Linked DNA regions of Homo sapiens: region 1 is linked to region 2. Evidence: chromatin contacts called from ENCODE Hi-C or POLR2A ChIA-PET data. All regions are on one chromosome and are shown on one strand. Each heading gives the region's core, a stretch centred on a gene start or an enhancer-like site at or near the end of the contact. The rest is flanking DNA. Distances are from core to core; before and after follow the strand shown. Region 1 holds the start of CST6 (cystatin E/M). Region 2 holds the start of B3GAT3 (beta-1,3-glucuronyltransferase 3).

Evidence for each region. Hi-C counts contacts between places; a loop is a spot of excess contacts on that map. ChIA-PET counts read pairs that join two places held with the same protein, here RNA polymerase II (POLR2A).
Region 1: a map of tibial artery shows a loop between it and region 2 (30-fold over the local background). The contact joins the promoter of CST6 here to the promoter of B3GAT3 in region 2. A Hi-C loop is called at or near these places in 1 of 168 maps with a recorded cell type or tissue (tibial artery). POLR2A ChIA-PET finds 5 or more read pairs at or near these places in 1 of 52 experiments (activated B cell).

The regions. Positions count from the first base shown.
Region 1 is chr11:66,010,028-66,013,499 of GRCh38, forward strand. CST6 (cystatin E/M) reads left to right here and starts at 1,981. Exons shown (of 3, transcript NM_001323.4): 1 at 1,981-2,257; 2 at 2,799-2,924; 3 at 3,290-3,472. The coding sequence starts at 2,018. The coding sequence ends at 3,373. RefSeq lists an enhancer at 3,463-3,472.
Region 2 is chr11:62,620,577-62,624,056 of GRCh38, forward strand. B3GAT3 (beta-1,3-glucuronyltransferase 3) reads right to left here and starts at 1,410. Exons shown (of 5, transcript NM_012200.4): 1 at 1,290-1,410; 2 at 1-95. The coding sequence starts at 1,371. RefSeq lists an enhancer at 663-1,256 and a silencer at 1,125-1,534.

The sequences.
Region 1 (3,472 bases), core at 731-3,230, 3.4 Mb after region 2:
TGGGAGCCGAAAGGGCCAAAGGGATTGTGACCAACTCAGCATTCCACTGAAGGCTATATGATCAAACAGCCACCTGTTTATCACGAATGCAGGATGTGGGCAAACTCCCACTGCCCTGCCACCAAAAGGTTTGCTGAGGGCCTTACTCCTTGGCACTGGGGTCCCTGAAGTTATCTACTGAGAAAATTAGCACCTATTGTTCAAAGGATGCAGTCTCACAAGCCTGCTGTGAACCAAAGTGCTGACCGACAATTACCTGACATACCCGACAATCACCCTCCCCCTTTCTCGCTATCTCTTTTGCCTACTACATACAGAGGGCTGTGTAAAGCTCAGGGCCCTTGTCCACTAGAGGCAAGGTGCCCCCTGACCCCTTCTTCCAAATATACTCTTTTGTCTCTTGTCTTTTATTCCCACGTTTGCCCGGCTTTGTTCAGTCCCCCTAGGTCCGTGCGGGCTATGATGGGGTTTCACCATGTTGGCCAGGCTGGTCTCGAACTCCTGGCCTCAAGTGATCTGCCCACCTCGGCCTCCCAAAGTGCTGGGATTACAGGCGTGAGCCACCACACCTGGCAATTATTGGAGTCTTTAAAAACACAGTCATGGGCCTTGTTTGCTGGTACCTCCAGCACATGCTCACTGTATCCACGGGACAGCCAGATTCGAAACATCAATATCAGAACAAACTTAGGAGATAAGGTGTCTTTCAGACGAGGGCACGGAGGCTCTGTGTGGGAGGTTGAGGGACTTGCCCAAAGCCATGCCGTCAGTAAGATGGCAGAGCTGACATGACTGACACCCCCTCCTTCTGGGCAGTTTGTGTCCTGTGGGCTCAGTCTGGTTTAAGACCACAGATTTGACTTAGACTGTCAGCACACACAAGCCAGTGTCACCATTTATTTCCTGCCGGTGTCTTTGGGCAAATCCATTTTCCCTTCTCTGTAAAGTGGAAACTATTTTTTTTCTTTTTTCTTTTTTTTTTTTGTGAGACAGAGTCTCTCTCTGTCACCCAGGCTAGAGCGCAGTGGTGCCATTTTGGCTCACTGCAACCTCTGCCTCCCAGGTTCAAGCAATTCCCCTGCCTCAGCCTTCTGAGTAGCTGGGAATTCAGGTGTGTGCCACCACGCCTGGCTAATTTTTGTATTTTTGGTAGAGACGGGGTTTCACCATGTTGGCCAGGCTGGTCTTGAACTCCTGACCTCAAGTGATCTGCCTGCCTCGGCCTCCCAAAGTGCTGGGATTACAAGTGTGAGCCCTCATGCCCGGCCTTCTTTTTTTTTTTTTTTTTTTTTTTTTTTTTTGAGTCAGCGTCTAGCTCTGTCGCCCAGGCTGGAATGCTGCAGTGGTGAGATCACGATTCACTGACTTGAACTCCTTGGCTCAAGTGGTCCTCCCACCTTGGCCTCTCAAAGTGCTGGAATTACAAGCATGCCTAGGTGCCTGGCCAGGTAGAAACATTAGTCACTCGCGCTCCAGGAAGGTTGTCAGGCAGCGCTGAGCAGTAATGTGTCCTACTCACCTGCTGTTTATCCAGCACCAGACCTCTTCTAAGAACTTTACCTGTTTCAGCTCACTGAATCCTCACAACACCCATTGTACAGAAGAGGAAACTGAGGCAGCGAGTGGTTAAGTGACTTCTCCGAGGTTACACAGCTAGGAAATGGTGGCAACAGTAAGAGCCCACGAAGAGCTGCGGTTGGTAGTTCATTCTGGACAGCCCTCCCGTGAACCGTCCCTGTACTGGCACTTGTTGCTGGGGACTGTCGCTGTCCTCTCCCTCCCCGGGCCAGGTGTGTCCTGGAGGGCAGGGAAGCGTCTTGGCACGCGGGTGCGCGCCGCCCCCTCGGCCTCCTGGGCTCCCTGAACCTCGCAGGACCCCGGCAACTTCGAGCCCCGCCCCAGCTCCAGGCCGCGGGGGCGCATCGCGGGCGTCGGGCGGGGCGGCCCAGCGGGTAAAAGCTGCGCGGCCGCAAGCTCGGCACTCACGGCTCTGAGGGCTCCGACGGCACTGACGGCCATGGCGCGTTCGAACCTCCCGCTGGCGCTGGGCCTGGCCCTGGTCGCATTCTGCCTCCTGGCGCTGCCACGCGACGCCCGGGCCCGGCCGCAGGAGCGCATGGTCGGAGAACTCCGGGACCTGTCGCCCGACGACCCGCAGGTGCAGAAGGCGGCGCAGGCGGCCGTGGCCAGCTACAACATGGGCAGCAACAGCATCTACTACTTCCGAGACACGCACATCATCAAGGCGCAGAGCCAGGTGCGGCGGGCGGGGTGCTGGGAGGGGACACCCGGCCCAGATGGGGGAGGCCACAGGCGCTGCCCCAGCGTGCATGAAGGGGGCCTAAAAGCGCAATCGGGATATTTTCATGCAATATTTTAAAAATCGAATTAATGCTAAAACTCCACGATGGACAACCATCTAAATTTCAAGGAAAGACATAATTAAACCCTGTATTGCACTACCTGCCTTCCTGGCTTGCCTGGTCCTAGTCTCTGCCCTGATGGGGTGGATCGGGGAGGAGGGAAGGCAGGTGGGGACAGTGGGCAGCTCCCTAGATGGGGCATGTCTGATGTCTGCCAAGGCTGCTGGTGGGGCTCAGCCTCCAGGCCTCTCCACCCTCCATCCCCACCAGAACTCCCCCCCCCACCCCCCCCCACCCCCCCCCACCCCGTCTGAATCATCCCCTCTCCCTCTCTCCCCACCTGAGTGCCTGGGGGCAACAGGAGAATATATCAAGAGGTGAGAAGTGAGGATCAAGGGTCAAGACCCCTGACCTGCCCCTACCCTATGCCCCCAGCTGGTGGCCGGCATCAAGTACTTCCTGACGATGGAGATGGGGAGCACAGACTGCCGCAAGACCAGGGTCACTGGAGACCACGTCGACCTCACCACTTGCCCCCTGGCAGCAGGGGCGCAGCAGGAGGTAACAGCTGGGCTCCTCCAGCCCCAGCCCTCCCCAGAGCCTCAGGCACTCAGGTTGTCCATCCTGAACTGGTTTGGCTGGACACGTAGATGTCTAGATGTCTGGCTGAACCTGTCGTCCTTCTGGATGAGTCAGCCTCTGGGCCAAGATGGGGTGCAGAAAGGAAGCTGGGGCTTCCCTCGGGAATGGGGAAGTTGGCTACCAAGATCTGGAGTCTAGCCCCAGACATGCGGCTTGACATCCGTTGGGTCAGTGATTGTCCCTCTCTTGGCCTGGAGCAGCCTGGCAGGCAGAGGGCTGGCTGTTGGGAGGAGACAGGTCGAGGCTGGGCTCACCCCTCCTTCTCCCCCATATTCCCTCCACAGAAGCTGCGCTGTGACTTTGAGGTCCTTGTGGTTCCCTGGCAGAACTCCTCTCAGCTCCTAAAGCACAACTGTGTGCAGATGTGATAAGTCCCCGAGGGCGAAGGCCATTGGGTTTGGGGCCATGGTGGAGGGCACTTCAGGTCCGTGGGCCGTATCTGTCACAATAAATGGCCAGTGCTGCTT
Region 2 (3,480 bases), core at 160-2,659:
TCGGAGTTCCGCTTGCAGCTGGGAAATCCTCAGATCCTTCTGCCGTAGCTGCTCGGCTGCTGCCCGCAGGGGAGGAAGGCAGTCACATGGCTGGCCTGGTCCCAGGAAGCATTAATGGGGAAAGAAGGTGGGGACAGAGAACCGCAGAATGTTCAGCATCCCAAAGGGCCGTAATCGTCTCATTAATTCCTAACCAATGCAGGTATCACCTTATGACTTCCCTAGTAGCCTTTTCTATACCTCTCGTGTGGGAAACTCACTGCCTCAAGCAGCAGACCCTCTCCAACTTTAATAAATTCCATTGTTACAATTTTATGTTGGATATTGAGCTGATTCCATCTTTTCTACCTGCTGGTCCTAATTTTGCCTTCTGGGCTTCTAACAAGCTCATGTCCTTAAACAGGACAGTCTTTTCAGAGTCCAAGGTGCCAACTAACCATTACACTATGGAACCCCTTTTGGACAGTCTTTCAAATACCTGAGGATAACGCAGTGGCACTGTCCCTAAATCTTTGCATAAGGGGCAGGGTTCGATCCATTCCCTTGGCTAGGTGACCAAAGACTCATTGTTAAATTCATTGATTCCATCGTAGGATAAATATTTATTGAATACTCTTCCTAGGAGGCACTGCCTTAGGTGCTGGGGATACAGCAGGGAACAAAACAGACACAGTCCCTGCCCTCATCGAGCTTTCTGTTTAGTGGAGGAAGCAGACACTAAGCAAAGAAACAAATTAATAACATTATTACAAACTGTGATGGGGCCATGAAGAAAATAATCAGGATAGAGAATAAAAGGGAATGGAATTAAGAATGGTAACTTTAGCTATGGTGGTCAGGGAAGGCCTCTCTGAGGAGGTGACATTTGAGCTAAGACCTGAAGGATGAGAAAGAGGCAGCCCGGGAAACGCTGGAAGCAAAGCACCCCAAGCAGAGGGAACAAGTTAAGTGCTTGAGAGAGTAATGAGCGTGGGGTTTTCGAGAAACTGTCAGCAAGCCAGTCTGGCTGCAGCAGAGCGAGGGAGAGGGGTGGAAATGGGGTTGGGAGAGGCGGACGGCAGCAGGATCATGCGGGGCCTTGCAGGCTCTGGGAAGGAGTCTGGATTTCATCCGAGGTGCGGCGGGTAGCCGCGGTGCGTTCTATAGAGGGCAGTGCGCCTGAGGCCGCAGAGCTGTCCGGAGGGCCGAGCGGATGAATGGTGTTTGCCGGGGGTTCATCCCCAGGGCGGGATGCACGGCGGCGGGCGCCCTCGGGCCAGCCCGCCGCACCCCCGCCCCGCCCCGCTCACCGAGCTGTACCAGCGCGTAGAGGAGGCCGGCGATCGACACCAGGAAGTAGGCGAGAAACACGTTCTTCAGCTTCAGCTTCATGGCCGCGCCGCCGCCCGCGCCCGAGCAGGCGGGGTCTGCAGGGGACGAGGGGTTCCCGCCCCAAACCCCGGCTCCTGTCCGCAGGCCCCGCCCCTGCAGCGGCTCCGCCCTGCGTCCCGCCTTCCTCGCACTCCCCTACCAGCTCCCAGCTGGGGCTGGCAGCGCCGCCAGGGCACGCTTCCGGTCATCTGTGCACCCCCCCGCCTTGTAGACTTGATTTCCGGTCCCACCGCCAGGTTCCGGGAACCACCGGGTGGTGACGTCACATCCGGCGTGCCAAACTCGCGTGGCCGGCAGTCAAAACCCCGGGTAGGTGCAGAATCTCGAGTAGGTGCACGTGGTACCTACCTCGAGACCCGCCCCCTCATCACGGAATTGCCTGAGAAAGCCAGTCCTGGCGCCCAGATCTTCACCTTATTCATCCATCCAGTCAGTCACGCCACCCAATAGCTGTTGCTCAATACTTATTACACGAATGAAATCTAAGGCCCACCACATGATCCTCTGGGTGTCTCTCCTGGAATCCTCACTATAATACTTTGAGATAGATAAGAAACCAAAGTTGACAAAAATTATGTCATTGCCACAGGGCAGTTTTGTGTCCTTTCTGGACACCCGATTCCAGCATCTCTAGTGTGTCCTCTGGCCCACATTTCTTCAACAGATGACAACAGGGGTGCCAAGGAAGTGTTTTAACTACCAGGAAATTGATTGGAAATAGTTCCTGAGCTGGGGAATTCCATGAATGCATCCCCTTCCTCCTCACAAGCACAAGCCATCCTTCTCATTTTTCCTTTAAAAAAAAAAAAAAGGGCCCGGCCCAGTGGCTCATGCCTGTAATCCTGGCACTTTAGAAGCCCAGGAGTTTCAGATCAGCCTGGGCAACAAGGCAAAACCCCGTCTCTACAAAAAAAACACAAAAATTAGCTGGGTGTGATGGCGCGGGCCTACAGTCCCAGCTACTTGGGAGGCTGACATGGGAGGCTGAGGCTGTGGTGAGCCGTGATCATGCCACTGCACTCCAGCTTGGGTGACTGGGTGAGACCGTCTCAAAAAAAAAATAACCCCCCAAAAAAAGTTTCTGGTAAAATAATCTCTGACTTGTGGTCAGTCTACAAAATGAGGGGAAGGGGGAACAGTATACTTCCTGTCACTAAAACAATGGGAAACTTTAAAAAGTGCTGTTAGCAGCTGGGCGCGGTGGCTCACGCCTGTAATCCCAGCACTTTGGGAGGCCGAGACAGGCGGATCACGAGGTCAGGAGATCGAGACCATCCTGGCTAACACGGTGAAACCCCGTCTCTACTAAAAAACACAAAAAAATTAGCAGGGTGTAGTGGCGGGCGCCTGCAGTCCCAGCTACTCAGGAGGCTGAGGCAGGAGAATGGCGTGAACCCGGGAAGCAGAGCTTGCCAAGAGCCGAGATCGCACCACTGCACTCCAGCCTGGGCGACTGAGGGAGACTCCGTCTCAAAAACAAAAACAAAAACAAAAGTGCTGTTAGCTACAAGCAGAAGCCTCTAGGTTGGGCACAGTGATCGATGCCTGTAATCCCAGAACTTTAGAAGCCTGGGAGGTCAAGGCTGCAATGAGCCAGGATCATACCACAGCACTCCCCGCACTCCAGCCTGAGCAATAGAGCGAAACTATGTCTCCTCAACCCCCGACATCCTCCAAAAGTTTAGTTTGAGAAACAGCTATCTGACCTTATGGCTATTTCTATCCAAGAGGGACTCCATTGGCTCTGATCACCACTTACTAACTAGGCCTACTAAAATGTGATGATCTTGCTGGGCTCTTCTACGAAAATATCTAGCAACCCAAGGAAGGCTTGCACTTGCTCATTTTGCTGAAATCAAGGATGCTCATGCTGGCCGGGAACAGTGGCTCATCCCTGTAATCCCAGCACTTTGGAAGGCCGAGGCAGGTGGATCACTTGAGGCCAGGAGTTCGAGACAACATGGTGAAACCCCATCTCTACTAAAGATACAAAAATCAGCCAGACGTGGTAGCAGGTGCCTGTAGTCCTAGCTACTTGGGGGCTGAGGCAAGAGAATCGCTTGAACCTGGGAGGCAGAGGTTGTAGTGAGCCGAGATCACACCATTGCA